Linked DNA regions of Homo sapiens: all the other regions are linked to region 1. Evidence: chromatin loops called from intact Hi-C (ENCODE). Cell type or tissue: endothelial cell of umbilical vein. All regions are shown on one strand. Region 1 holds the start of HHEX (hematopoietically expressed homeobox). Region 2 overlaps EXOC6 (exocyst complex component 6). Region 3 overlaps EXOC6 (exocyst complex component 6). Region 4 has its middle 8.8 kb from the start of EXOC6. Region 5 has its middle 25 kb from the start of EXOC6. Region 6 has its middle 32 kb from the start of EXOC6.

Evidence for each region. Hi-C counts contacts between places; a loop is a spot of excess contacts. Peaks named below come from ENCODE experiments on the same cell type or tissue, not always from the same donor. Only the 100,000 strongest peaks of a DNase experiment are listed, where the experiment ranks them.
Region 2: it touches region 1 in a loop (8-fold over the local background); 9 of 110 quality-filtered maps call a loop at or near these places.
Region 3: it touches region 1 in a loop (5-fold over the local background); 9 of 110 quality-filtered maps call a loop at or near these places.
Region 4: it touches region 1 in a loop (7-fold over the local background); 31 of 110 quality-filtered maps call a loop at or near these places.
Region 5: it touches region 1 in a loop (9-fold over the local background); 28 of 110 quality-filtered maps call a loop at or near these places.
Region 6: it touches region 1 in a loop (9-fold over the local background); 25 of 110 quality-filtered maps call a loop at or near these places.

The regions. Positions count from the first base shown.
Region 1 is chr10:92,688,962-92,693,961 of GRCh38, forward strand. It overlaps HHEX (hematopoietically expressed homeobox), which reads left to right and starts at 994. Exons shown (of 4, transcript NM_002729.5): 1 at 994-1,386; 2 at 3,407-3,585; 3 at 3,741-3,791. The coding sequence starts at 1,026. RefSeq lists silencers at 485-724, 795-1,114, 1,535-1,614, 1,625-1,774 and an enhancer at 2,305-3,112. In endothelial cell of umbilical vein, a CTCF peak has its summit at 17 (motif pointing right); DNase peaks (open chromatin) are centred at 180, 910, 1,940 and 2,810; H3K4me3 peaks cover 4,786 bases; H3K27ac peaks cover 4,244 bases.
Region 2 is chr10:92,878,202-92,883,201 of GRCh38, forward strand. All of the region lies in intron 1 of EXOC6 (exocyst complex component 6), which reads left to right. Among named protein-coding and RNA genes, the nearest start is that of EXOC6, 32 kb to the left of the region's middle. In endothelial cell of umbilical vein, a CTCF peak has its summit at 2,264 (motif pointing left); a DNase peak (open chromatin) is centred at 2,260.
Region 3 is chr10:92,870,931-92,875,930 of GRCh38, forward strand. The region is part of intron 1 of EXOC6 (exocyst complex component 6); the gene reads left to right. Among named protein-coding and RNA genes, the nearest start is that of EXOC6, 25 kb to the left of the region's middle. In endothelial cell of umbilical vein, no CTCF peak of the experiment used is centred here; a DNase peak (open chromatin) is centred at 2,311; H3K27ac peaks cover 2,952 bases.
Region 4 is chr10:92,837,242-92,842,241 of GRCh38, forward strand. It overlaps a transcript of EXOC6 not described here. Among named protein-coding and RNA genes, the nearest start is that of EXOC6, 8.8 kb to the right of the region's middle. In endothelial cell of umbilical vein, a CTCF peak has its summit at 2,094 (motif pointing right); DNase peaks (open chromatin) are centred at 2,070, 2,310 and 2,530; H3K27ac peaks cover 3,539 bases.
Region 5 is chr10:92,821,013-92,826,012 of GRCh38, forward strand. No RefSeq gene overlaps it. Among named protein-coding and RNA genes, the nearest start is that of EXOC6, 25 kb to the right of the region's middle. RefSeq lists an enhancer at 1,100-1,394. In endothelial cell of umbilical vein, a CTCF peak has its summit at 2,123 (motif pointing right); DNase peaks (open chromatin) are centred at 1,299 and 2,159; H3K27ac peaks cover 2,294 bases.
Region 6 is chr10:92,813,605-92,818,604 of GRCh38, forward strand. No RefSeq gene overlaps it. Among named protein-coding and RNA genes, the nearest start is that of EXOC6, 32 kb to the right of the region's middle. In endothelial cell of umbilical vein, no CTCF peak of the experiment used is centred here; a DNase peak (open chromatin) is centred at 2,627; H3K27ac peaks cover 1,918 bases.

The DNA of each region.
Region 1 (5,000 bases):
GCAGGAGGGCGTCAATCAAGAAAATGCCCCCTTGCCCCGGAGGCGAGTGGAGCCGCACAGAGCCGAGGCCATACGGGCCAGCAGTACGGACTGCTTCAATAGAAAACACGTGCAAAACCAGAGAGCCAGACTGCGCACAGCTGCGACCCTCAAGAGCCAGCAGAAAAGACACGGAGCGGCCCCCACTGGATTGAAGACTGCACAGCCTCTGCCCGGCGCTGTAGGACCCGGGCCTCCCCTTGATTGCTGCTCGCAGCGGCTTCTGCCAGCATCCTCGCGGAAGTGGCTTGAGTCCGAGGCCTCCAAATGAAACCAGGTGGAGCGGCCAAGAGTCCGCAGCACCTGAACTCCAGCCATCCGAATCCCGCCGGGCCGCAGCTAAGGGCCGCCGAGCAGCCCTAGGAACCCAGGGCACTGTCCCGCTCTGAGCTCGGGAAACGGCCGGTGTGACAGCCAGCGCCACTGTTAATCCAGGGAGCGCACCCACCGAGGAGGCGTCTTAGGCCAGCGGCCTCTGCTCCCGCCGAGTCCCGCTGCTCCCCGCCTGGAAACAGCTGCTGCCACCCCGGGCCCAGGCCTGGACGGCGCCCCCGAATTTCGGCAGAGGTGCCTCGGGGCCGCGGACAGGGCCGCTGGAGCCCGCACTCCAGAAGGCGGTCTTCCTCGCGCCTCCCCCGACGGACGCGGCCCAGGGCTTCCCTCGAGGGCGTCCTCGGCCGGGGTGCCTGGAGTCCCCAGGGGCGACAGCCGCGGCGGGGCACCAGGGCGCCAGTTCCCCGGAGCCTGGTAGCAAGCGCGTCCCGGGGGCGGGGAGCTTGGCCGGCGGGGCGGGCCGGGGTGGGGGCGGGCGGCTGCTCTTGGGGCCCCGCGCCATTGGCCGCAGGGCCCGGCGGCAGGAAGGGGCCAGCGAGCGCGGCCCCACCCCGCGGCCGGCGGAGCCTATCGCCGGGAGCGCGGAGCGCGGATAAATGTAGCGCCGCGGCGCGGGCCAGCAGCTCTGCGAGGGGCCGGAGCGCGGCGGAGCCATGCAGTACCCGCACCCCGGGCCGGCGGCGGGCGCCGTGGGGGTGCCGCTGTACGCGCCCACGCCGCTGCTGCAACCCGCACACCCGACGCCCTTTTACATCGAGGACATCCTGGGCCGCGGGCCCGCCGCGCCCACGCCCGCCCCCACGCTGCCGTCCCCCAACTCCTCCTTCACCAGCCTCGTGTCCCCCTACCGGACCCCGGTGTACGAGCCCACGCCGATCCATCCAGCCTTCTCGCACCACTCCGCCGCCGCGCTGGCCGCTGCCTACGGACCCGGCGGCTTCGGGGGCCCTCTGTACCCCTTCCCGCGGACGGTGAACGACTACACGCACGCCCTGCTCCGCCACGACCCCCTGGGTAAGGCGGCCGGGCGAGGGTGGGGGCGAGGAAGCGCCACCCGGCAGGTGGCAGCGCCCGGGAGGCCGAGGGGGCGAAGGGGGCAGGCGGTAGACGGCTGTGGCAAAAGCGATGGAAAAGCAGCTGTCGGGCACGCGCGGGGACGGGAGGCGCGCGGCCGGGGCTGACCGCACCGTGACTCAGATTGGTTTTCCTGCACCTTGCAGGCGTCGGGGCGCGCGGGCCGGCGGTAGACCTCGCGGCGAGGGCAGCCGTGGACCGCGCGTGTTACCCGGGGTGGGGCTCCCTTAGCGGGAGGGACGGGGAAAGGGGCGTCGAGGCGCCCCTGGCCGGCCCCCGTGGGGCAGGGATCGCAGCCGGGCCCGGGTGGCTACGGGGCTGGACCTGGTTCAACAGGCTTGTGCAGTGAAAGAGCCTGACCCTTTCCGTTCATACAGGAAATCTTGAGTTCTCGATAGGAGTAAATCTGGTTTCAGAAGCTGTTAAGTGTTTTCCTGGCTGCATGAAGCAGACCCTTCCCCCGGAGTAGTGCACGCTGCTGATTATTTTATCGACATCCTCAATACAGACAAATTCAGGAAACACTCGACTTCTGATAGCCGGGATCCGTTTTTCTGATATTGTTCATTTCCTCTGTGTGGGATGTGACTTTATGGCAGCTAAAATAACCAGTTGCTTCCTATTTTTTTTCGAGGCTGTTTTGCACCAGTCTGAAGCCTGACGCAAGCAAAATCTCGAAAAAACAATGCTAGCTTTCAAAGCGTTGAGGTGCAGGCCTGCAGACGGACGGACGGACCGACCGACACTACTTTGGGAGTAGGAAGCAGCAGCTCCTGGTCGCCAGTTAGGAAGGGAAGCAGGGACACATAGGGCATATATTCCAGAACTTCGGGGCTTGTCCCCTCAATGTGCGGCCTAACAAATAAGCCGCCCGTGGTCCGCGCTGTGGGTGACCCTTGGCGCCTTCGAGGTCTGGAGCCCTAGGGTAAATAAGGAAACGGGGCGCCTCTAGAGTTTTAAATGAACTCTGTTATTGGAAGCTTCAGTAGGGACCCTGAAAACAATTAACGTCTTAATTAGCATTTTAATGTCTCCATTATTACGGCGCGGGCTCTAGCTCAGCCCTTTACCTTACCTTCTCACCGTTAACAGGGGAGGGGGATTGTATTTTTAGTTCATCTTTTTATGTTTTTGAGTTGTTATCCTGTCTGTCTGATTCCAGCCTCGAGGGTTTGATGATGCGGCCCGAGCCTGGCTGTGGTCGCCTGTCGGGGCTGGAGCGGGACCCTCAGCCGGGCCGGGCCTGGGGGCTAACGTTTTCACAGTGCGCCCTGAGTTTCCTTGGGTTACTGCTGGGACCGCGCAGGAGGAAGCAAAGAGTTTTTCGAGCTAGACCAACAGGAAACACATTGACGGAAATGTTGCCATAGCCCATGGGGTGGCTTTAACTGGCCGCCCCCGCGGGCTGGGTGTGAAATCAGAGGAGGCCGCGGCTCCCCCGGCCAGGATTGGAGGCTCCTCGCGCAACCTAATGCGGGTGTCCGGGCCCGAGCGCTTCCCGCGCAGCCAGGCCTTGTCGGTGCAGCAGCCCCGCTCCTCCCCAACACGCACACACCCGGTGTTCGCAAGTGCGGCTCACCAAGGGAGATCCAAGGGGGCAAAAAGTTATGTATAAATCCGAGAGCCACTGGGGAAAGAGGGTCGTGGTATTGTAAGCCCAGCCGGTAGTGCCCATTCTTTTTGGGGTTAAAGGTATGTCTGGATTTAGTTCTAGGTGTGACGGCTGTGTGTCTGTCTGTGTGTGTACAAGGCTGTGTGCATCTGCGGTGTCAGTGTGTGACTTTGGGTATGTTTGTGTGTCGGTGGGAACGTGTTAGGTCCACGTGCCGGTGGGTGTATGTGAATGTGTCTGGTTGGGTGGCCTCCTGGCCTACCTTTGTCATCCCTGGGGCCCGACAGCTCTGGGGTCTGGCCAGGCCGCTCCAGGGCAGTGGGTGAGCGCCGCTCTTCCCGCTCGCAGGCAAACCTCTACTCTGGAGCCCCTTCTTGCAGAGGCCTCTGCATAAAAGGAAAGGCGGCCAGGTGAGATTCTCCAACGACCAGACCATCGAGCTGGAGAAGAAATTCGAGACGCAGAAATATCTCTCTCCGCCCGAGAGGAAGCGTCTGGCCAAGATGCTGCAGCTCAGCGAGAGACAGGTGAGCTCGCGGGGGGCCTGGGGCCGCCTCCGGGGAAGGGAAGGCTTCTGGGGTAGGGGTCGCCGGGCCACCGAGAGAGAGGCGAGGAGCCACCCTGCCCTCTGGCACGTCCCGACGCGGGCTCGTTGCAAGTTTTCTTTCTCTCTTTCCTGTAGGTCAAAACCTGGTTTCAGAATCGACGCGCTAAATGGAGGAGACTAAAACAGGTATGGACATGGTTCTGTTTCTATGGAAATAAATATTTTTATCACGTTATCTCAGTGCAAGGCTGTTATGGGTTGTATGCAAAAGTCATTTAAGAGACTATTTAACCTCTTCACCTTGATTAAAAAGACAAATAGTCCTGCTGAAATTCAGGATGAGTTGCTCAGGTGGCAGTAATGCTAAAAGCACCTAATGGGGTTCCTATATCAATTATGCTTGGGTTTTCACACACTGGCTAGTAAAACTCCCAGCTAATTGTTTTATAAATCCCATATGTTGTTTATCTAATTAACGCAGGAAAGATAAAGTAATTGACAGTAAATGACTTAAGCAGTTATCTTTGGGAGAAAATTGTTTCTTTTATTTACACAGCCATAATAAAACCAGGCAGAACTCAAGGGTAAATATAAAGAAACAAACACCTTTAAGTCTTGTTTGCACTGTTTTTTAGAAGAATTAAATGTCAGGGAGTTTAAAAATTATTTTCTATCTAATGCCAGCTCTTAAAATGAAATATAAAACTTGTAAGAAAATATTCAAGCCTGTTTGGAAAGTAGCTTAAACTTTCTGACAGTCTTTCTTCCAGTGACCTTGTTTCGCAATATGTGATAAAAAGTAAAGGCTAATTTAGTTTTTAAAAGAAGGTCTATTGACTTAAAGCTAAACATTCATTTTTGATGTCCTAATCTGGATATACTCTCCAAAGTTATCTGATAATTGCTGAATTGTTCACTTGTCATTGTATATACGGTTTATAATAAATACTTTGAAACAATGAGTGGAGAAATTTAAAGCAAAGTGGATTTTAAAATTTATTGATCATTACTTTTTCATTAAAAAGAAAGTGTCCCAAAGAATATTTTGAAATAGAAAATAAAATTCCCATAACTTCATTACTGTAATGTGATTTAAATATTTGCAGATCCACTCTCAATTTCTGACCGTGTGCATCTATTTGTTGAGACTATAAGGCTTGCAACTATATAACAAATAGATGTTGTAATATTTCTATGTAGTATTTATATGCATTTTAGACAAGTATAGGATTAAAAATTCACTAGCTTATATACTTAATAGTTCTTGGTCAAAGGCTTGACTCTAGTTTACCAGAGACCTTAAAAATAGTGGTTTCTATGTAATATGGGGATATTTCCCAGAAATTTGCCCCAGATTTTAAGTAAATTGTAGCTAATTGTCTACCTTCTCAGTTG
Region 2 (5,000 bases), 190 kb after region 1:
GATGGTGAGGTGACTGCTGATCTTGAGTCTCAGCTACTTGATTTTCCTTATCCTCTTCATTGTAGTTCTTTCTAGGTCGTCTTTGGCGAGAAAGGTCCCTGTGGACATCTCTTTTTGGTAATGATGCCAAGCAGGCACATGAAGGTCCAAGACAGAAAAAAGGGCAAAAGAAGACAGCAAAAAAAGGAACCTTAATCTTGATCCTAGGACTTTATAGGCTCCCCTTTTTCCCATGATTCTTCCCTTAGGGTGGACTTTCCGCATGCCCAGTGCCCTCCTTACCCTTTGGAATTGAGCACACACAGTGTGTTTAGGGAGTGATACGCGTGCCCATCTGATGTTTTCTTTCCTTTTTTGGTGGAGTGCGCCCCTGGAAGATCATACTTTACCATTTTTGTCTCTTATCACACATGCATGCCCAGGAAGTTGCTTCTTCCTGGGGGTGCCAAATTATCATTTTTAGAGAGATAATGCGATAATTGTCAAACTGTCACCTGACATTTCTGGTGGGTGGCGGGGAGAGCCCTCTCCTGCCCTGCCCATGCCTATCTACCTGTAACAATGACAAATGTGTTGTTTTTTTAAGCCAGGTTTTTCTCAATCTACCTTAAAGGTTTTAAAATTGGTTTATACCTAGTCAAGTTGAGATTTTTAAGAACTTCATTTTTAATTTGTAATAAGAGCTTATCACTTTTTTCCAAAGAAATCAACAAACTGAGGCCACTTGTTAAAAAAGGTCTTTAAAAATATGTATGTATTTCAGGGGGTTCTTTGTTTCAAAGTTAGAATTAAATATATTTGCAGATGGCTTTCATTTTTAAAATTTTCTGCAGTTTAGTAAAGTTGTTGCTTCCACCTCAGGATATACTTTATACAATGTTGTCTTTTCCAGGACTGCCAAAAATTATCTTTTTAAGCATTAACTTTGCTTAATGTTTTCCCCCTATAAAATGCTAATGTTATTATATAGTTTAGAAGTAGATTAAAAGGCTCATAGAGGCCAGTTGTGGTTGTTCACACCTGTAATCCCAGCACTTTGGAAGGCTGAGACTGGAGGACCCCTCAAGACTAGCCTGGGCAACGTAGGGAGACTGTGTCTCTACAGAATTTTAAGAAAATTAGCTGGGCATGGTGGTGCACGCCTGTGGTCATAGCTACTGGAGAGGCTGAGGTGAGAGGATCACTTGAGCCTGAGGTCGAACCTGTAGTGAGCTGTGATCACACCACTGCACTCCAGCCTGGGAAACAGAGTGAGACTCTGTCTCTAAAAGAGAAAAAAAAGCTCATAGGTCTGTTAGAAATTTTAGGTTATTTTTCATTCAGTAATTTCAGTATTATCCTCATATATGACATCTAACATGAATAAATCATAAAAAATCATCCTTTGTAGATTTTCAAATGCTGATGAAGAAGACAAGTAAAATATGTTTTTGTTTGTATTTGATTGATATTCAATTCCTTATAGATCTTATCCATCAGTACTGATTTCCCATCAGTTTTCAATATATGTAACTTTTATATATTTATTGCAAATTCAAACACTGATTTTAAGATGTTCTTTAGTAAAATTATTATATGTGTTCTTTCAATATTTGAATGCCTGTTGTATGTCAGGCACTCTGTAATGTATAAAAGTTTATCCTGTGCTGTGTTGTTTATACTTACCCATAGGAGCCTGGAATTGCCAGATAATTTTTGTGCTGTTTATGATTCTGTTCTGCTATTTTTTTTAAAACAGTTATATTAAAGCAATAGGTAACAGGGTAAAACCACTTCAAAAAATAGGGAAATCTTATTTTTATTTTTATTTCATAATACTTAGTTGTTGATTAGGTCGAGTATGAGATTCACATCATATTTTGATGTGGTACTAAATGAAAATACAGTCATCCCAGTTTTTGTGGGGATTTGCTTCCGGGAACCGGTGTGGATACCTAAATCCATGGATGTTGAAATCTCTTATATAAAATGGTGTAGTATTTACATATAACCTATGCACATACTCCCATGTACTTTGTCATCTCTAGATTACGTATAATACCTAATAACAATGTAAATGCCATGTAAATAGTGGTTTACTGTATTGGATAGGGAATAATGGCAAGAACAAAAGTCCATGCATGTTTAGTATAGACGCAACCACCCATTTTTTTTTTCCTTGAATATTTTCCATCTGTGGCTGGTTGAATCCAGGGATACGGAACCCCCAGATACAGAGGGCCGACTGTACTTGGATTTCTAGAGGTTACTTTTTGGTAAAGGGTGCCCTCTAGTGAGCCTGTTCTTTTTATTAAGATTTGTAATTTATATCCTCACAGCACTTGTGAATTGAATGTAGAAATAGAAGACACCTTCAGTTCTCAAGGAACTTAGAAGATAAAATATACACCAAGTAGTGGGAGAGTAAATTTGATGTACATATTAATAAAAGATAGTGTAATATAAACCTTGTGTTAAAAAAAATGGGAAAATTTCTGGTAATGGGAAGGTTATCCAGTATAGCTATTTATGAAATTAACATTAAGGAACTGTCTTGAGCTGAAATTTGAAGGAAGTTTAAAATTAGTATTGAAGCATATGGAGGGGGAAGGGCATCCAGGGGTAGAAAATAAGTTTAGGACAGCACCAAAAAGGACTAGTGCCAAAAGGGAAAAAAATGGAGAAAAAAGGAATTATCCTGGGAAATATTTTAAGTTTAATACTATTTTAAATATTTTATGCAAATTTCCAAGTAACTTGTATTCTACATGAAAACTTTTTGTTTTTCTTTAGGAATTCAGGAAAGACTTGGCTGGGCAGTTGTAGGTTGGGGTCTCGTATGTGGTTGTAGTCAAATGGATATTGGTTGCTGTCAGCTACCTGCTGGGGCTGAAGTAATCTGAAGTCTCAACTGGACTAGACAGCCAAGATGGCTCGCCCACATTGCTGGCAGTTGCTGTGGCTGTCATTTGGGAGTGGCTACATGTGGCCTTTCCAGCTTGTCATTTTTAGGATAGTCAGATTTCTTACATAGTGGATGGCTTTCTCCAGACTAAGTGTCTAAAGGAGGCAGGTAGATATTGCATGGCCTTTTCTAGTCTTTGAAGTCACATAGTGTCACTTCTGTCATATTCCATTGGTGAAAGTAGTCACAAGCCTGCCCAGATTAAAGGAAGGGAGTGTAGACCCTTCCTCTTATTGTAAGATGTGCAAAGAATTTTGGACCTATGTCATAATACTACTTCATTTACTTTCTTGCCTCTCTGAAGAATAGGTTCAGTGTAGATAAATTTTAATGATTTAAGGAATAATTGTGCTCTGTATTAAAGTTGCCTGTGTATATGCCTGTTTTCTGCACTTCATTTTCAGTTTCTATTGCTTGTGCACTTACACAATGCTTAATATTGGTAGAAGGAATCTTCCTTTTTCTTGACCTACGTATTATTTCCTTGGAGCTGTTGTGTTTCTGATTTGCTTCTGGATTGCAGAGTATCAGCGATATGGTTTGGCTGTGTCCCCACTCAAATCTCTTCTTAAATTATAGTTCCCATAATCCCCAATAGTCATGAGATGGACCAGGTGGAGATATTGAATCATGGGGGTGGTTTCTCCCATCCTGTTCTCCTGATAGTAAGTTCTCACGAGATCTGATGGTTTTATAAGGGGCATTCCTCTTTGCTTGGCTCTCATTCTTCTTCTCCCTGCTGCCATGTGAAGAAGAACACGTTGGCCTCTTCTTCCACCATGATTGTAAGTTCTCTGAGGCCTCCCAAGACATGTGGAACTGTGAGTCCATTAAACCTCTTTTTCTTTATCAATTACCCAGTCTCGAGTACGTCTTTATTAGCAGCATGAGGACAGACTAACACAATCAGAGAATGTTATGGGAAGGTTGTTATTCATGTCTGCTGTATTTGATAAAATGGTTGGGAAAATGTTAAGAGTACTGGATATGATACTTTTACATTGGTTTTTTTCTTGGTATTTCATATTGCTAACTAACTATAGTAGAAATATTTTATTCCAAGATTGAGTGGCTACTTTGAGCAAACCTTTTGTGCATTTAAGATAAGGAGGTGGTGGTTGGGCACAGTGGCTCACGGCTGTAATCCCAGCACTTTGGGAGGCCAAAGCAGGTGGATCATCTGAGGTCAGGAGTTCGAGACCAGCCTGGTCAACATGGTGAAACCCCATCTCTACTAAAAATACAAAAAATAGCCAGGCATGATGGCAGGTGCCTGTAATCCCAGCTATTTGGGAGGCTGAGGCAGGAGAATTGCTTGAACCTGGGAGGCAGAGGTTGCAGTGAGCCAAGATCGTGCCACTACACTCCAGCCTGGGCAACATGAGTGAGGCTCTGTCTCAAAAAAAAAAAAAAAAAAAATTGGGAGGTGGTGTCTTTGCTATTTGTTGTTTAAAAGAAAATAATTCCAAATCATGTGGCTTTATGAAAAAAGACCCCATCTCTCAAAGATAATTTATCTACTATCTTTAAATAATATTTTAGCCCATTGTTTCTCACATGGTTGTTACTGAAATTTTGGGTTTCTTAAGTATATCTGGAGGCTACTGAAGAGAGTTGCGGTGTTTCAAGTCTCACTTCAGACTCTAACTTCAGGGTTTCAAGTGGGTTATAAATTGATATTGCAGAGGCTGCTCCACTGAAAGATTAGATCAGATTCTCAATTTATATAACAAAGAATACAAAGATTTACTAGAAACAACATGGTCACTCAGGTAGGAACAAATAGAGTGTCTCAGTGTAGCTTCTCCTACTTTCCAGGATCCATACGAGAGGCACAGAAAACTGCTGATAACTTTATCTGGGCAATGTAGGGCAACGTTCTGCATCTCAGAAAGCTTACTATTTGCTATATAACTGCCCTTTCATAATTGGGGCCTATGTATGTCCTATTCTGAAAGAACTGTAACAATTCATGTGCTTCTGTTTAAATAAATGTTTTCAAATCTTGGCTTTAAATCAATTGTGAACTAATTTGTTGCAGGAGAATTTGGTGAAT
Region 3 (5,000 bases), 180 kb after region 1:
ATCTGCTGACCTCGTGATCCAACCACCTTGGCCTCCCAAAGTGCTAGGATTACAGGTGTGAGCCACCATGCCCAGCTGATGTTATCTATTTTTAAAAGTTTCTCAGAATTACCCCTGTGAAAATCAATGGATCTGGTGCTTTTGGTAGAGGAGTCTTTTAACTCTTTTCTCTGTTTCTTTTGTGATAATTGGTCTGTTTTAGACTTTCTCTCTTGAGGGTCAATAAATTGTGTTCTTTTGAAAAATTATCATTTCTTCAAGTTTATCAAATTTATTTGAGTAGACTTGTGTAATGTTACTAAAAATAAGATTTCAGCCTAGCACGGTGACTCATGCCTATAATCCCAGCGCTTTGGGAGGCTGAGGTGGGAGGATCACTTGAGCCCAGGAGTTTGAGACCAGCCTGCGTGACATAGGGAGACCCAGTATCTACAACAAACAAAAACCAGATTAGCTGGACACCTGTGGTCTTAGCTAATTGGGAGGCTGAGGTGGGAGGTTGGGGCTGGAGTGAGCTGTGATTGTGTTCCTGCACTCCTGCCTGGGTGACAGAACAAGACCCTGTCTCAAAAAAAAAAAAAAAAAAAAATCATAGGCCAGTTGCAGTGGCTCACGCCTGTAATCCCAGCACTTTGGGAGGCCAAGGCTGGAGGATCACTTGAGTCTAGGAGATCGAGACCAGCCTGGCCAACGTGATGAAACCCTGTCTCTACTAAAAATACAAAAATTAGCTGGGCGTGGTGGTGCATGCCTGTAATCCCAGCTACTCAGGAGGCTGAGGCAGGAGAATCGGTTTGAACCAGGGAGTCAGAGGTTGCAGTGAGCTGAAATTGTGCCACTGTACTCCAGCCTGGGTGACAGAGTGAGATTCCGTCTAAAAAAAATAAATAAAATAATAAAATAATAATTTCTTCTCTTTCAATGGTTATATCCCACTTGTCAGTCCTAATTTTAGTATTTTTTGTATTTAAATTTAAATTTTGTGTATTTGTAATTTCAGTCATTGTTTTCCCCTTTTGTTTGGTTAACTAGTGGTTTGCCTGTTTTGTTGATTTTTTTAAAAAACCTGTTTAGTAGTTCCATACATTTTCTGTTTTCTAACTCATTCCTTTCTGCTTTTATTTTTAATGATTCTTTCCATTTCTTTTATTCTTTTCCTAGCTTTTTGCATTTTGTACGTAATTCATTTATTGACGTTATTATTTAATGCTGTTCTTCTTCACTGATGATTGCTCTAGGTGTATTCTACATGTTCTGATATATCTTCCTTATTGCTCTTTTAAAGCAATTCTGCTGTATTTATTTCCCCTTTGATCCAAAAGTTTTTTTATATTATGTGTTTTTTATAACTTTCCAAGTATGGAGAGTCTTTTTTATTTGTTAAATTTTGCTACTAATTTCTACTTTTATTACATTATAGTTAGATCAATCTGTTTTTATTCTATTCTTTCAAATTAATTGAGGTTTTATTAGTGGCTTAATATATGGTTAGTTTTCATGAGTATTCTATGTGGTCTTCAAAGTGTATGGTTTTTTATTAGGCTTCACAGTTTTATACACATACATGCCTTATTAATTAAGTTCATTATATCTTCTAAAGCCTCATGTTATTTTTCACCTGATCATTCTTGGATTGAGAGAGATATGTTAAAGTCCCCTTTTATTAACTTGTTTCTCTTTTTTGTTGCATCTCCTTTAGTTTCTGTTCGATGAGATTGGTTTTGAATTTTTGGGTATATAAATATTAATGTTACATCTTTATTTTGAAAAATAAAGATATTTATAGACTTTATAGTCTTTAGCATTGTAAATCATAAGTGAATTATAAATGCACAAATAATAAGTGTAAAGCTCAATTAATTTTATGTTTTGTTTTCTATGATTGAGTAGTATTCTTTTTGTTTTGCTGTGAAGTCAGCCCTTCAGTGAATTTCTTCTTAACTGTAGATTAAGATTCCTGTAAAAGACTTGGGTTGAGTATATAGTTCATCTCTTAAGCTATTACGCAAAGTGCACATTAGATCTGCTGTAGTCAGTCTGATATTTTTGTTTAATTTTCTGAAGTTTTCTGGGAAAGCAGTCTATATTTGCATTCATTAATCTACTTGTTTAAACTTTTTGAATTAAAATTTATTTTCGCAATTCATTTTATCCTAGAGGACAAATACAATTAAATATAGTGGGTGTTTTCATCTCTCATTTTTTGCATTTTACCAAATGCCCAAAAGTCAACAGGAAGAGATACCTCTTTGGTCAGGAATGTAAAAACAGGAAGGAGGAAGTCTATTGCAAATCTGTGCTGGCTGATTATGAATTCAGGTTTCACCATGGAGGATGTTCATTAATGATCATCAGTGTGCTGTGCTGTTATTCAAAATTACAGTGAGTATTAATGTCAGTAATACAGAATGTCAACACTAGTTATAGGAGGCAATGTTAACTAACACACGACACTAGACTTTTTTCTGTGCGTGGAAACAGGATACTATTTGTGAGAACAAGTCAAGTAAAATTCAACATCAGAAATATACAGAAAATCGTTCTTCATTTTTATGCTTTTGCTTGCTCTTGATGCTTTGAAGGGTCATATAATCCTTTAAGATATGAATGTATCTTTTAAGAAACATATTAAAGTATATCAATTCTGTCATTACAAATTCTTTGACAGAATCTCTTCAAATAAATTAGAGGAAGCATCTGGGCATTATTTTATAAAGCATTTTACGAGCACATATAGCAAACTAGATGAAATATTTCATGGAAAAACACATAGAACGTGAGTTTTATGTAAACAAGAAATATTTTTCAGTATTCCGTGGTGAAAGAAATTGGATTCTGGGCCAGGCACGGTGGCTCATGCCTGTAATACCAGCACTTTGGGAGGCCGAGGTGGGCAGATCACTTGAGGTCAGGAGTTTGAGACCAGCCTGGCCAACATGGTGAAACCCCATTTCTACTAAAATATAAAAAAAATTAGCCAGGTGTGTTGGTACATGCTTGTAATCCCAGCTACTTGGGAGGCTGAGGCAGGAGAATTGCTTGAACCGGGGAGGCAGAGGTTGCAGTGAGCTGGGATTGCACCATTGCACTTCAGCCTAGGCGACAGAGCAAGACCATGTCACAGAAAAAAAAAAAAAGAAAGAAAAAAGGAAAAAAGAAATTTGGATTCTATGTATATACATTTTTTTCCTCTTTAGTTGCTAGAAACTCTCAGTTACTCTGTAGCTACAGGCTATAGCATTGGTTTGAATACCAAGCAGCAGTATTTTAGGATACTTACCTTAACTTCAGTTTTTTACTTAGCAGTACAATATTGTTGGTGTTGTGAAAAAACTAAAAGTGTGTAAAATTTATATGGCATATCATCATCATCATCAGCCTGGTGACCTCTTTGACATGCTGTTTTCATCAGGAGTCTAGTAACGTAAACCATGTCTTGACCCTTATTTCTGGATTATTATGTGGTAGGGCTTCCCATTCTTTATATTGTGACACAAACAGAAAATTAGATTGAGAGCTAAGATGATCAATATTGTGGTATTCCCATAACTTATTCATTTGGGAAGATATGCTCTAATGTGCTAGTCAGATGAAGGTGTCTGTAAACCTTTTTTAATTGTAAGAAATGTGTGTGTGTGTGTGCACCCCCACACATGCACACCCATGTGAGCATCTTTGTCCAGGATTTAAAAAAAATTTGTAGTTGTGGGTAATCAAACCAACTTGAGTTAGCTTAAGAAAAAATGAAAAAATAAATGGTGAAAGTTACTGAGGTATTTTATAAAAATCTTAGGGCAGCCAAACTTTTTGAAAGACTGGAACAAAGAAGTGGACAACCATCTTTCTTTCTATTTCTCCTTGATGACTTTGTCTTCATCCTTTTGTGAAGTCTGACTTTCTCTGCTTCTCTCTGTACTTGGTGGAGGATGACCACCTATAGCTTTTATATGTTAGGCACATACCTGACTATCTGAATTCCAGTTAATTTAAAATTCCTGAGAGTGTATCAGATTGTACACCCCTGTTGCAGTGTACTTTGAAAGAGGCTATGCAGCTTGTCCAACCTTGTCAATGGGTAGCAGTTCTCAGAGGGAAGGTAGGTATTATAGCTGTGTTTGTGCACTTTCCTAGGGAGAACTATAACTTTGATTATAATTAGAGAGGAGAGTCATGCTATCCCCAGGCACAGCCTAAATAAAGATTAAGAATCACTGTATGGGAATTACAGTGAAATTCCCAGTAACAACAGATATCTTTCATATCAGTTAAACTGTTTGAATTATGCACAATGCCATGTTCTTTCCTGTCTGTCTTTACCCGTAATTGAATACCCTCCTCCTCCTTTCTCTACCAATTCAAATATTACCTATTATTGAATTCTCCTATTTCCTCCACGAAATTTTTCCATCTTAGAATACTGCATTCTACATGGATACACACACAAATATATTTTATATGTCTGGATTCTTATAGCATGGACTTTGAAAATGCTACACAGCATTATTTTGTTGTTTGTAAATGTATGTCTTTGTGTATGAATAAGTATGTTTTGAATATAGCCCTAATTAGATTGCCCCTGAGACCTGTGATTTCATACATATCTCATGAATTCCTACTGTGTTACATAACAGAATGCCATGAGTACAACAGACTTAGTAAATCATTTTGGACTGAATTAATGAAAAACACAAACTTTCTTTATAGAAAAACTTAAAAAATATAGAAGAATAGAGAGCAGAAAAAAATCACTTTTATTCCCACTAAAGGATAATCATTGTTGACATTAATTTGAGTTTTTCTATGTAAAGTGGACATGTACTAAATATTGAATATTTATTGAGCAAAGTTATGTTATTCAACATATTAAATGATTACTATTAAATAGTTTTTAAGTGAAGCAGTGACTATAATATATAGAAATTTTCATCCCTTTTTTATCAAAATAAAAATACAATTTTTTGATTATAAAAATAGTAAATATTCATTAAAAAAATTTCAGA
Region 4 (5,000 bases), 150 kb after region 1:
AAGAATGTGATTCATACGAGCTCATGGGCTAATGGTGACGAAAATACTTACCTTTCTAATAAAAGTGAAAAGAGGCAGTCCAGCAAGAATGTCATCATTTCAGCAAAGAAGAGAAGGAGGAGGAAGTATTTTAAAACGTCAAGCTCTGGCTACATGCAGTGGCTCATGCCTGTAATCCTAGCACTTTGGGAGGCTGAGGTGGGAGATCGCTTGAGGCCAGTTGAAGACCAGCTGAAGCAACATAGTGAGACCCTGTCCCTATAAAACACTTTTTAAAATTAGTTGGTGGCTTGTGCCTGTAGTCTCAGCTACTCGGGAGGCCAAAGGGGGAGGCTCACTTGAGCCCAGGAAGTCAAGACTGCGGCGAGCTGTGATCATGCCACTGCACCCCAGCCTGAGTGACAAGAGTAAGACCCTGTCTCCAAACACAAACCAAAACCAAAACCAAAAGAAAACTATAAGCTATAAGGGTTGAGAGGGTGGAAAAGGAGTTTGGCTGGAGGCAGCTGAAGGCCCTGCCTTGAGGCCCCGGAATGAACAGTGAGAGAAAGGTTAGGATACTGGGACTGGAAATGCAAGAGAGAAACATTCCCAGGGAAAAGCTTACACCTGGGAATTGAGGTAGAGAGAATACTGAAGCGTTTACCTACGTGTTTTTCCCTGTCACAGAAAAAAGGCATTGCTTTGGCAAATATTTTCTGCTGTAAAATCCTGAACTCTGTTAGCTTCCTTTCCCTGCCCACCTTGTTTTGCAGGTAGGCAACCTGAGGTGGCCTATTTGAGGTCAGAGTTCATATCTGGGCCAGGTGGAGTTTGCTCCCCTAAAAAGGTGAGCTCAGAGAGCTCAGTGACTCAGGACTCAAGAGATGGTTTCTACCAGTGTAATTCAAGGGTAACTGAACGGCACTTCTTTTGCAGAGCATTCAAACCTTCCCGCATACTCATTCCCACACATCATCTGGGAAAACAAGTCTCCTCTGTCTCAGACGTCATGAGTGGGTTGTGGCGACCAAGAGTCATTGTCAATGGCCTATAATGCCTTTCACCCCACCAGGCTGTGTTCTTCCCACCTCCTGACTTTATACATGGCTACTCCCAGGACAAGCTTCTTCCAGATGGTCCAGCTCGTTTCCTGCCTGACTTTCCCAATGAGCCCTTGTGTTGGCTCCTTTGGCCCTCTTTTTGAAAGAGTGGACAAGAATCAGATGATTCTGAGGTCTTGCATTTGTTTTCATTTTGTGTGTGAAATGGTGTTTAAGGCCCATAGCATTAAGTTTGAAGGAAAGATAGTTTCAGGAGAGAGCTGAGACTCTATACTTTTCCCAAGGTTTATTTGCATTGCCAATGAAACATCCATTAAAGCCATCTCAGCCAACTATAGAGTTTGAATTGGGGAAGAAAATACCACGGTGGAAAAGTAGAATTTGATGTTAGCCATGCAGATGGCGACTGAACTTAAGAAAAAAGGGAGAAATGTAAAGGAAGGCCTACTGTCAGTGCCTGTGTTGTCCCAGCATGGTTTAGCTTTGGCCATTCAAAATCCCCTACCTAGGCCAGGCACGGTGGCTCACACCTGTAATCCCAGCACTTTGGGAGGCTAAGGCCAGCTCACTTGAGGTCAAGAGTTCAAGACCAGCCTGACCAACATGGCAAAACCTCATCTCTACTGAAAAATACAAAAATTAGCCAGTCGTAGTGGTGCACGTCTGTAGTCCCAGCTACTTGGGAGGCTGAAGCGGGAGAATCACTTGAACCTGGGAGGCGGAGGTTGCTGTAAGCCGAGATCGGGCCACTGCACTCTGGCCCGGGCGACAGAGTGAGACTCCTCTAAAAAAAAAAAAAATCCCCTAGCTTGCAGAATATTGGTAGGCTGAAACTTACGGGCAGGTAAAGTCTGCAACTAGTTTTGCTGCCCTAATCTTTTTGCCCTGGGCATCATTGTTTTCATTGCTTGCAACCACAGGCTAATTTCCACTGGATGTTCTCATTCTGTTTAGGTTTCCTGATTTTCACTGTAGCCTCTCCATCTGGTGTAGATGTGCCTGGCTCCTTGCCAGCTCCTTCCGCTAGGGGGCGTGACTGTCCCTGGGAGACTTAATGGCTGTCCGGGGCCATGTTCGAGGAAACAACATTAGTCCCTGTTTTACTCAGTATTATCAAATTCCTTGCACAAGGATGGTCAATAGGTTTCAAGTAGCATATCGATTCAATGCATTGGGAATGGTTGCCTGAATCTTCATATTGAGGATGATCCTGATAAATTAGTGACGGTAGTATGGTCCTAGGATAGGGTAGTAGCAGTGTTCATAACATTTATTTACCATATTCACACTAGAACTTCCTGCTGTCAGGCATCACCCATCAGACCTGCTCCCCTGGATACTGACTCAGACCTGGATGTAGCCTGGGGCTCGTGATGCCCCTTGGGGTCCTGCAGGTGTGTTGTTAGCCCCTTAGAACAGGTCCTGAGGTCACAATGTCTGAACCGACTTGGGTTCAGAAGTCACAGCATGTTTTGTGGCTGTAGCTGAGCCTGAGATGATAAAATCATGGACACATTGTAGGGTACTGCAAAGTTAGTGGGAGGTAGAAAGGTGGGGGGCTGTGGGGCGGGGGTGGATGTCTAAAGAAGGCCCTGCAGAGGGCTGGGAAAAATAGGAGGAAAAGGGAATTGTACAAGATGACGTACCAGAAGAAATTTTTGTAATTGTTTTATGATAACATAATTGTTTTACACTTGTATTCACAGACTCTCTCAGGCACTTTTCCAAAAGCTGACCATGAAGTTTTATCAGTTTAAGAGCAAACAGGATATCATATTTCTTTGACTTTAATGTTTTTAGGAATAAAGATAACGTGCTTTTAGGAAAGGAAAGAAAACATTAAAAAAAAAAACCCTAAACTGTATATACTATAAAATCTTAGAATGACATACTAAAACAAAAAATAAGTAGTTAAATTTAACTGTGGATGTTCTAGAATGTTCTTGCTATTTATATCTTTATAAATGTAAGATTTGTATTAAATCTTATTTTATCAAGTATATTCATTAAGATCAAAGGTCTAGATTTTAATCTGGACTGAACATTTACTACTTGTATGATTTTGGCCTTAGTTTCTGAAACTATAAAGTGGGGATTATGATAAAACCTATCTCAAATAATTAGTGTCTATAGGGTGCTTAGCATAATAGTTGGCTGGCACAGAGTAAATAATAAATATTAGTGTTGACTATTATTGTCTAGTTTCCATTTGGGATGGATATTCTAGTATGACTTAATAAATACATACTTTAGAGTCCTGAAGTAAACAATCATGCATAACACCTTGAAATTCTGAGCAGGTGTGAAATATTGAGTTATGTAAATTTTTTAAAACTTTTTTTAATTTGACAAATAATAATCGCATATATTTAGAGTGTAGAACTTTTTTTTTTTTTTGAGACAGGGTCTGTCTCTTGTCAGTCAGGCTTGAATACAGTGGCACAGTCTTGGCTCAAGTGGCCTCTTGGGCTCAAGCAATCCACCCATCTCAGCCTCTTGAGTAGCTGGAACCACAGGTGTGTGCCACCATGCCTGGCTAGTTTTTGTATTTTTTGTAGAGACGAGGTTTCGCCATGTTGTCCAGGCTGGTCTTGAACTTCTGAACTCCAGAAATCCGCCTGCCTTGGCCTCCCAAAGTGCTGGGATTACAGGTGTGTGCCACCATACCCAGCCTATTTATAGGGTATAACGTGACGTTTCACTGTCTGTTTACAGTGTAGAATGATTAAATCAAGCTAATTATTATATCTATCACCTTACATACTTTTTGTGGTGAGAACACTTAAAATCTACTTTGAGCAATTTTGAAATACGCAGTATATTATTATTATTAATTATAGCCACCATTCTGTGCAGTAGATCACCAAAGCTTATTTCTCCCGTCCAGCTGAAACTTTGATTAACATCTTTGATTAACATCTTTCCTTTTCCCATCTATGTCTCTCCTCAGCCTCTGGTAACTACCATTCAACTCTCGACTTCTCTGAGTTCAACTTTTTTAGATTCTACATATAAGTGAGATCATGCAGTATTTGCATTTCTGTGCCTGGCTTACAGTAATGTAAATTTTATTTTGGTTGCATTATATGCAGGGGAGAGAGGTGTCAATTTGAAAAATCACATTCACTAATGCTTATATTTTATACTAATGCAATATCATGACCTGATTTAATCTCTAATGAGAATAGTATAGCGTTCTACATAAAAATGGAGTCCAGAGAAATTGTTCAGAAATAAATTTGGGCCTAACTGTGACAGAGGCTTGCTGCATCTGTTGCACCTCCAAAAAGCCTGGAATGTCTTATGAGACTCGGCTATACAGTTACCCAATTTTTGCTGGACATTTAAGTGATATCATTAGCTATGTGATGTTTATTGCAACACTAGATAAAACTTTAAAAACATTTTTATGTTTAGGAGCCAAATATTCCAACCAGGGGGACAGTTTTGCTTATTTAGTGGTTAAGTGAATGGGTTTTGGAACCAGAAGGATATGGGTTCAAATTCTGCCTTTATAATTACTAATAGAGCTGTTGAAAGGATTAGTTGAATTAGGCATGAAATGTATTAATGAAATGTAATGTCTCATAGCAAATGCTCATTCACTCATTCATTTAGTAAATAAATAATAATGGCACATTTACAATGTGACAGGCAGTGGTCTGGGTGCCGTTGATACAGCAAGATCAAGATCTGGAAAGTCCATGCTCACAGGGAGCTTGTATTTTAGTGAAAAGAGCCAGAAATACACCAAAAAAAAAAGTGTTAATAAGTGCTATGAAGAATAAAAACCAGGCCGGGTGCAGTGGCTCACGCCTGGAATCCCACCACTTTGGGAGGCCGAGGCAGGCAGATCATGAGGTTAGGAGTTCGAGACCAGCCTGGCCAACATGGTGAAACCCTGTCTCTACTAAAAATACAAAAATTAGCCGAGTGTGGTGGTGCACGCCTGTAATC
Region 5 (5,000 bases), 130 kb after region 1:
TAAGGGAGAATTGTTTGAACCTGGGAGGTGGAGATTGCAGTGAGCCGAGATCGCCTCACTGCACTCCAGCCCGGGTGACAGTGTGAGACTCTGCCTTAAAAAAAAAGAAAGAAAGAAATACCTGAAAGCTGGGCATGGTGATTCACGCCTTAATTCGAACAGTTTGAGAGGCTGAGACAGGCAGATCACTTGAGGTCAGGAGTTTGAGACCAGCCTGGCCAATATGGCAAAACCCCATCTCTACTAAAAATACAAAAATTAGCTGGGCATGGTGGCAGGTGCCTGTAATTCCAGCTATTTGGGAGGCCGAGGCACAAGAATTGCCTGAACCTGAAAGGTGGAGTTGCAGTGAGCTGAGATCATGCCATTGTACTCCAGCCTGGGTGGCAGAGTGAGACTCTGTCTCAAAACAAAAAACAAAAAACAAAAAAAATACCCAAGGCTGGGTAATGTATAAAGTAAAGAGGTTGAATTGGCTCATGGTTTTGCAGGCTGTACAGGAAGCATGGCAGCATGGCGGGGCTTCTGCTCAGCTTGTTGGGAGGCCTCAGGATGCTTACAATCAGAAGGTGAAGGGAAGAAGGCATCTCACATGGTGGCAGCAGGAGCAAGTCCAGGAGGTGCCACACTCTTTTAAAAAACCAGATCTCATCAGAACTTACTTACTATGGTGAGGACAGCACCAGGCTATGAGAGATCTGTCCCCATGACCCAAACACCTCCCACCAGGCCCCAGCTTGAACACTGGGGATTATATTTCCACCCGAGATTTGGGTGGGGACAAATATCCAAACTGTATCAGCCTGTATTTACCATCCCTCCAAAACCTGTTATTGCACATATATTTAAAAATAAAGTTCAGGACAAAATATTTCCTGAGATTATACTCAGTTAATGAAGACAATTAGGTTTGCAATTAGCTAACTCTTAGTTAAATATATTTAACATCACTTATAGAAGAAAAGAACCCCAAACACATACAAATAAATCAGATTAGGCTTTGTCTTTTGATTAATGTTTTTTTCACCGAACAGGAAAATACTCATTAACAAAAGTTTCGAGAACAATAAAGCAACTGGAGGTTATTAATATGAAAATATTGTCGATTGTTCCTCCGTAGAAATCTCCCTGGACAGCCCACTTCCTGAAAAATGACTCAGCAAAAACTCCCAGAGAAGAGTTGTTCATACTTCATACAATTGTTCAGGCCAGAGCTTATTTCTTATCTATAAAGTCCCCTTGTGATGGATGATTCATGATTCTTTTCATTTATGGGCTTTGAATGCAAACTATTTCTTAATGTAAACAAATGGCTTCAGTATTTAAAGCAAAATATTTCCGTTTGTTTAGTACTATTTCCTATTTTATGCCTGAAACTGTGTTTTTGAAGGAATTGTTTGGTTTCAAAAGAGGGAAAGGGAATGATTGTTTAGAAGAATGTGTGCAAAGGGGCGTGCCTTTGTCATGGGCAGCCTTTGAGATCTGCCTGGAGTCAGAGGGGGCGTGTGGTAGCATGGCCCAAAGAAGCTGGTGTCATGAATTCTGCCTGTAAAAGTTCCAGTTTCCTGTGGGAGAAAAGGGTATCTGACAGGTCTTGAAGTATGCCTTTAAATTCTCTATTCGTTGAAGAGATGCAAACTAGGTGAATGGAAGAGAAATGACACATAGAACAGTTGCTAAAGATACTAGAGAGAAGAGAGCAAGATCTTTAGTGATTTCTTTTCTCTTTTCTTTTCTTTTTTCTTTTTTTTTTGAGACAGAGTTTCACTCTCATTGCCCAGGCTAGAGTACAGTGGCGCGATCTCAGCTCATTGCAACCTCCGGCTCTGGGGTTCAGGCGATTCTCCTGCCTCAGCCTCCCAAGTAACTGGGACTACAGGCGCCCGCCACCATGCCCAGCTAATTTTTTGTATTTTCAGTGAAGACGGGTTTCACCATGTTGGCCAGGATGGTCTCTACCTCTTGACCTCGTGATCTGCCCACCTCGGCCTCCCAGAGTGCTGGAATTATAGGCTTGAGCCACCGTGCCTGGCCGATCTTTAGTGATTTCTAATGACATTTTACAATTGTCAGTATAAAAAAATAGAATGAAAACGTGCAAGAGCATGAGACAGTTTCAATGACGTATGTGCCAAAAATTGACCACTAGGTAGCACCATAATCTAGCTCTACGACTCTAGCACTGTGTTGATTCTGTATTGGCCAGGATGCAAACGTTTTAAGATTTATGTCTGAGAAAAGACCAACAAAAGCAGCTGTAAATTATTCAATCAGAAGACCCTAACGTAACAAACTGAAGAGGTATAAGGTTTACCAAGTATTTATTTGGTGAAGTTTCTACTATAGCAATTATTTTTATTCAGAACCCAGAGAAACGAAGATGGAAGAGATTTTGAGCCTTCTCTTAAAAAAACACCTAGATTTGCATGAAGATAAAGAAAAAGAGGCCGGGCGCGGTGGCTCACGCCTGTAATCCCAGCACTTTGGGAGGCCGAGGCGGGTGGATCATGAGGTCAGGAGATCGAGACCATCCTGGCTAACAAGGTGAAACCCCGTCTCTACTAAAAATACAAAAAATTAGCCGGGCGCGGTGGCGGGCGCCTGTAGTCCCAGCTACTCGGGAGGCTGAGGCAGGAGAATGGCGTGAACCCGGGAAGCGGAGCTTGCAGTGAGCCGAGATTGCGCCACTGCAGTCCGCAGTCCGGCCTGGGCGACAGAGCGAGACTCCGTCTCAAAAAAAAAAAAAAAAAAAAAAAAAGAAAAAGAAAAAGAATAATTATAGTTAATTAAAACAATTAGTCTAGAATTTCCTTGTCAAATTAGAAAAACACCAGTTTAATGAAGTAGTAAACATTCCTCATACTTGTTTTGAGTAGAACAGTTGCTAAAGATACTAGAGAGAAGACGGCAAGATCTTTAGTGATTTCTTTTCTCTTTTCTTCTTTTTTTTTTGAGACGGAGTTCCGCTCTTGTTGCCTAGGCTAGAGTACTCATACTTGTTTTGATTCATCAGTGTCTTTATCATTCCTACTTAAGTCTTCCATTCACTTGGAAGTACTTCCATTCAGTACATGCCCACTACATACCTAACATCATCTAGATGCCTTGAATCTAAAGAAGCATGAGGCACATGCCTTGCCTTTGCATAGCACATGGCCCAGCAAGGTGGACAAATATATAACAAAACAACAGTATTAAGGGATAAGAACTTCAGTAAAGACATGTTCAAAAGATTTATGGGAGATAGCAGCAAATTACAAAATAAGTGGCATTTGAACAAAGTCTTGTAAGATAATGGTAATAACTGACACTTATTGATGCTCATTATGTGTCAAACCCTCTCCTAAATACTTTACCTAACAAATGCTTAGAAGTCGTGTAATCATCACAACCACCATTTGAGGAAGGTGACACTATTATTATCCCCCTGTTAGAGACAGGAAAACTAGTTTGGGAAATGCATTCTAGATAAAGGAAGTAACACGTATAAAGGCTCAGAAATGTACAAAACCATGGCATGTTCCAAGGAGCAGGTGGATTAGACCAGTAGTAACATTCTAATATTCATAGAAATACCATGACCTCTAGGATTTTATAAACAGAAAAATGAGGTAAGTCGTATCAGAGATTTTGAATAGATTTTTTAAAACTTTTTTAATTTAAAAATTTAATTTTTAATTTATTTTAAAAAAGTTTTTTTGTAGAGATGGGGTCTAGCTATGTTGCCCAGGCCAGTCTCAAACTCCTGGCCTCAAGCGATCCTTCTGACTGGCCCCACAAAGTGCTGAGATTACAGGCATGAGCCACTGTGCCCAGCCAACTATTTTCCTATTACTTAGAAATTTTATTATTTAAGGAATAGTAGGAATATAATTTACTGAGAAATCACAGATCCGTTGAAAGATCAAACCATTTTTGTTATGAAATATTATATCCTGAATTTTTAAAAGATGATATGGAAAATATATAATGGCTCTGTAGAATCACAATTTTTAATGCCACAGATTTTTCTTAAAATGCTAACTTTCTAGCCGGGTGTGGTGGCTCATGTGTCTAATCCCAGCAATTTGGGAGGCTGAAGAGGGCGGATCACCTGAGGTCAGGAGTTCAAGACCAGCCTGGCCAACATGGAGAAACCCCATCTCTACTACAAATTAAAAAATTAGCTGGGTGTGGTGGTGGGTGCCTGTAATTCCAGCTACTCCAGAACCTGAGGCAGGAGAATTGCTTGAACCCAGGAGGCCGAGGTTGTAATAAGCTGAGGTCGTGCCACTGCACTCCAGTCTGGGCGACAAGAACGAAACTGTCTCAAAACACAAAACACAAAACTAACTTTTTAATAACAAACTGTTTTATTGTAACTCTGCTGAAAATAACAATGCTATAGTTTTAGAACTTAACTGAATATCTTGAAAGATTTCCTAATGTTGAAATACTACTACTGATACAATGAAAACAACTTTTAACTATTTTATTTTAGATAGCATTTGCAAGACAAACTCTGTGATATCATAATTAAATATTTATTGGTTGCTCTTTACTTACAAACCACTCTGTTCCTGTGTCCAGATTATTTGTTAGGCAAATATTTATCGAACACCTATGTTGTGCCAGCCATGGTGTTAGCTTCTGTAGGAGCAAAACAACAATAAGGGCCCAACTCTCTGCTTACCTATCTGTCTCCACCCTTTTCTCAGGCAAGCAGCCCCATGCTCACCACCCTGGCCATACTTTCACTTCCCTGGCCATGTCCTCTCTCCACATTAGCGGTCCCTGTTCCCACCAACTTCTTTGCATAGGACTTGCCTATGAGTTTTTTCACCACCCTGGAATATCCAAATGGTATCCACTTTCCAGTTCACAGTTCCAATGACCCCTCCTCTGGATACTCTTCTTCTCTTCTAAGCCCCTCTGTTTTTAAAAAATCATGGTAACCATTTTTCAGCGTACAGATCAGTAGTGTTAAGGATATTCACATTGTCATGCAACAGATCTCCAGA
Region 6 (5,000 bases), 120 kb after region 1:
CTCTTCCTTCTCTTCTGTTTCCGTGGAAGAACTCTCCATGCTCTTTTTAAAGACCATCACTTCCACTTACACACTAGAACCCTACCCCCTTCCCTCCCTTGCCTACAAAGTCAAGGACAGTGCTGCAGGCAATCCTCCCTTCACTCCCCTGCATTGTCACTTTCTGCCTTTTTTCCCAGTACCATATAAGCATCTCTCATCATAAAAAAAAATCTCATCTCTTGGTCCCACTTTCCCTTCTAGCTTACTACACACCCCAACCCCCATTTCTCTCTTTCCTTTTATAGCAAAATTCCGCAAAATAGTTGTATCTACTTGTTATCTCCAATTCTCCTCTTATTTCTTCTCCTTTTACCCCCACCACCCACTGAAATTACTCTTAAAAGGCAAACGTAGCAAATGTAGTGGTCTTATTTGACCTATCAGCAGCATTTAAAACAGTGACTCCCTGCTCATAAAGACTTCTTCCACATGGCTTCCACCACACTCCTGGTTTTCCTTCCACCTCACTGCTTCTCATCTTCTTGTCGGGTTCTTTCAGTTTTCCTGGGCTGTCTGTGCCCTAAATGAGAACATGCATTCCTGTTCTCCCGCTTAGCCAGCTTATGGTTAACACTGCCTGCTGGTTAACACTTAGCCATCCACAACAGTGGAGTGCCCCAGGGCTTATTGTTTGGAGCTCTTCCGTTTTTCATCTGCACATACTACTTTAATGATTTCATTCAGTCTCAGGGATTTAAATACTATCTATGTATTGCTTGCTTCTAAATGTATATATCTCCAGTTTGTACCACCTCCTTGTGCTCCAGACTCTATGTCCACCTTCCAACTCAACGTCTCCATTTGAATGTCTAATAAACATCTGAGCCTCTGATCTCCTTCCACTCCCATTCTGAACCTGCTCCTCCCACCGTGTTCTCTTTTTCTCAGTAAGTGAACAACTCTATTCTTCCAGCTGCTTAAACAATAACAAAAAAATTTGGTGTCACCCTGGATTTCTCTTTCTCTCAGACCTCGCATTCTAATCCATTAGCAAATCCTGTTGGCTCTACCTTCAAAACATATTCAGAATCTGACCACCTTTCCCCATGTCCATCACTACCACCCTGGTCCAAATCCCCTTCTAGCTGGTCTCCCTGATCTGGCTACCTCTGATAAATAGCAGACATGAGATTCAGACCCAATTATTCTTCTATTTTGAAGACTTTGATCTTTTATGTGGGCTTTTCTGTCCCTCTGCTTCATCTTTTATGGTTGCAATTGTGGATACCTCCCCTATATCCATTCCCCCATTCTTTCTTCTTTAGACCAGATAAAGACTATCTTTCCCAACATCATGTGCAGGTAGGTTTGGCCATGTGACTAAGCCCTGACCAATGAGATAAAAGCAGAAGTAGCCGGATTGAACTTCCCGGAAAACCCTTATGTAAGGGGGACACACAGCTGGTCCACATCCTTTTTGTCCTTCCCCAGCCTCCTTCCTGCTGCCTGGACTGGGGGCTTGGTGGCTGGATCTGCAGCAGTGTTTTTGTATCCTGAGATGACCTTGAGAATGGAAGTCACTTGCTAAAGCTAGAAAGCAGAAAAGTAGAAGCAGTCTGGGTGTCTGATGACTTTGTGGAGCTACCATACCAGGTTTAGACTGCCCTAGTCCTTATCTGGACTCTTTTGCATGAGAAACTTAATAATATAATTTGCATTAAATATAAGGTATGGCTTACAAAATAACGAGACTGAGTCCATAGGTTTTCACCAAAGGTAAGCTCCATTACTTTAAGACTCTAAATAAAGGTTAAAGCAGTTACTACTCTCAATTCCTTCCACTGAAACATCATCTTAAGACAAATTTCTGTATAATACAAACTTTGGATCTTTATGAATATTTAAACATTACAAACTCTTCCAAAAGAAAAGGAGAATAATGGGATTGTCCACTGTGTCAGAATTTGACTAATATGATGTTGATGCCTTATAAATGACTTCAAAAAATGTATGGTCCTGATCTTTCCTGTTATTGAGATAAAGTTTTAAACCTCCAAATCACAAACCTGCCTCCAAGGATATAAATTGCAAGCCTAGTTAAGCAGAGAGAGAAACAGTTGAGTCTTATTTACCAGTATGGAAAGCTGGTTGGGAGGTGGTTTGTACTGTGTTGGGTCCCTCTTGAGATTTAGGCCATGGATCTGGTCATAATTCATCTTTAAGATGAATTCTGATTGATGGAAAGAACATATTCCTTCAAGTGTTGTCTCTTTCACTTACTAGACAAGTCATTTAACCTCTGAGAGTCTTAGTATTTTTAAAAAATTGATAGAATGGAAATAATACCAAAACCAGCTATTCCATAGGGCTGTTGAAATAAAATGAGGGCATATATGCAAAAGTACCTAGTTCATAGTAGTCACTCAATAAATATTTGTTCATTCATCTTGATAATATGTTGCATTTCATAAATGCTTTAGAATTTTTGAAATGCTTTCACATACTGTACAAGTTATTGTCAAAATACCAAGCACTGATCAACACTTCCTCTAGGGGCTTTTGGATGTATTTTAATTGTTTTAGGATGTGACCAACTTTGTGGAGCCGAGTTAGTTGGCTTCATTATTCCCCTGCAACATTTCCTTTGCACTCATTGATTTCCATGGCTACATGATGATTACTTCCTGAGAAACAAAGGAACACATGTGTTTGGAAGTCAAAAGGAAGCATACAGATCACCTATTGAACCATAACCCTGTAAAATGTGGTATAAATGGAAACTTTTCTTTTTATCATAGTGTGTTTGAAATGAAGGAATTCACATTAGTCATTCTCTCAGTTTCTACTCTACAATAGCTGTCCTTGTAAGGGGCCAGATTGTGTCAGGCCTTATAAACCAAATTAACTCCAAAAATTTTGTAAGATAAACTATTTACAACATCAAAATTTCTGAGTGGTGACCAATCCAGAAAAGTGACAGTAGGCAATGGGAAATTTGAAGACAAAGAATGGGTGGAGGAAGAAATAAATCACCACTCAAGCATACTGGTTCCATTTTACTACCTTATGAGTTATTGACTACTTTATTAATTATTTACTACATTGATTAATTATTCCAGCAAACATTTATTGAAAACTTTTCTGTAGGAGGTCCTGTACTAAGTGCTCTGAGAACTACAGAAGTGAATAACACCCAAAAGTGGTCTTCAAAGAATTCAGTTTAATATTGGAAATAAAGCATATATGTCCTATCCAAATTATGTCCTATGAGATGTACCATTCAGGACCTAGAGTGGTTTTGAAGAGGGGGCTGTCTGTGTTGAATCTTGAAGAACATATAGAAATCTGTTTACCAGGTAGACAGACGGAAGTGCATTCCAGATGAAAGGAACAGCATCTACAAATGCCCAGAGGTACCCAGGTCAGAGCTAATGAAGAAGAGCTAGGTAGAGATTGACCTGGAGAGAAAGAGCAGGTTGGGAATACCTGTGTGGGGATATTATCATTATTAGTAGGTGGGTGTTTGATGCATGGAAATTGACTTACAGTGGGAGGAGAGGGAAGTTAATGAGTTCAATTTTGGACATGATGATGGGATAGGATATTCTGGTGGAGATGTAATGTAGGTGTTAAAAATGAAGTTTGGCGCTTAGGGGAGAAGTGCAGTTGGAGATCTAGATTTGAGACTCATCAACACACAAGTGGAAGATGAACACACAGGACCCTAAAGTAAGAGGAAGGGAGAGTTGAGGACAGAATCATGGGAAACAACTACATTTAGAAGACAAACAGATGAAAAGGAACTTGGAAAGGAGGCTGAGAATGAGAAGCCGGGGGATATGAATAAAGACCACAAGAAAATAGCAGCTTCCCCCTTTATCCATGGTACAGTCCTTCTTTAGTGATGATTGGGGAATGTTGAAGCAGAATAGGAAACACTAAAGGAGTGTTTAATCCAGTCCTTTTTATTTGCATTACTTTCCTAGGAGTCAAGGCTCATTTTTCTTCGCCCCATGAATAAGCTCCAGGAGCCTGGGCAGACCAAATAGGCGGTTATTCCTGGGTTGCATGCCGGATGGAAAGTTCTAGGAGTCAGGTCAAAAGGGATGGTCCTGGATTGTGAAGCACCAATGAGCCAGGGAGGCCTATCACATAGTGGTTCTGAGCTCTAGAGTTAGGCAGATCTGTGTTCAGATCCTGACTCTAAGGTCCAGAGATGGATTCTTGCAGTAGGTGTGCAAGCCACCCTGGGTATAGGGTGCACATTCTCAGTCCAAGACCTCACGCCCCCGACAAGTTAATTTGGAATAAAAAAGAAATTTCTCCACTGACCTGTTGGCTTCTCAAAGGCTTGGCACATGGAAGGTCCTTAAATCTATAGTCTTTGTAAAATGATGAATGAGCACATAACAAACTTAAGAACAGTACATTGGAAATAACTTTATAATAAACAGGTGAACATTGTGGTCACCTAGCATTTTCATGGGCAACTTATCTTTTGGAAACTGATCATTGAACATCAGAGAAATATCCACATGTGTCCATTTGAAAAGATGTAGAGGAACAATCCTTTTCACCAGACCAAAAAATAGAAATCAGTTAATTAAAATAATTATCTTCAGTGGTACATAATAACTTTCCTCATTATGGCATAATACTAACGCTTCTATAGGGTTAATTACTTTCCTGGCACTATTCTGAAGACCTTATTTTCATTACTTAATTTAATCTCCCAACAAACTTATGAGACAGGAGCTTGTCTATTACGTAGAGAAGAAAACTCCGGGTATAGAAAAGTACCCAAGGCCACATCACTAATAAATAGCAGAGGTAGGATTTGAACCCAAGCAGTCTGACTCTAGAGTCTTTGAATATAACTGCTACACTACACAGAAGCCTCCCTTGATTCTGAGACCTGACCACATAGCTGGACCCATTTTGTTCATCACCTGGTATGGAAGGAAAGCTACATTGTGATGTGAAATGAGGCTTTCTCATCACGGCTTCTATGGGGGCAG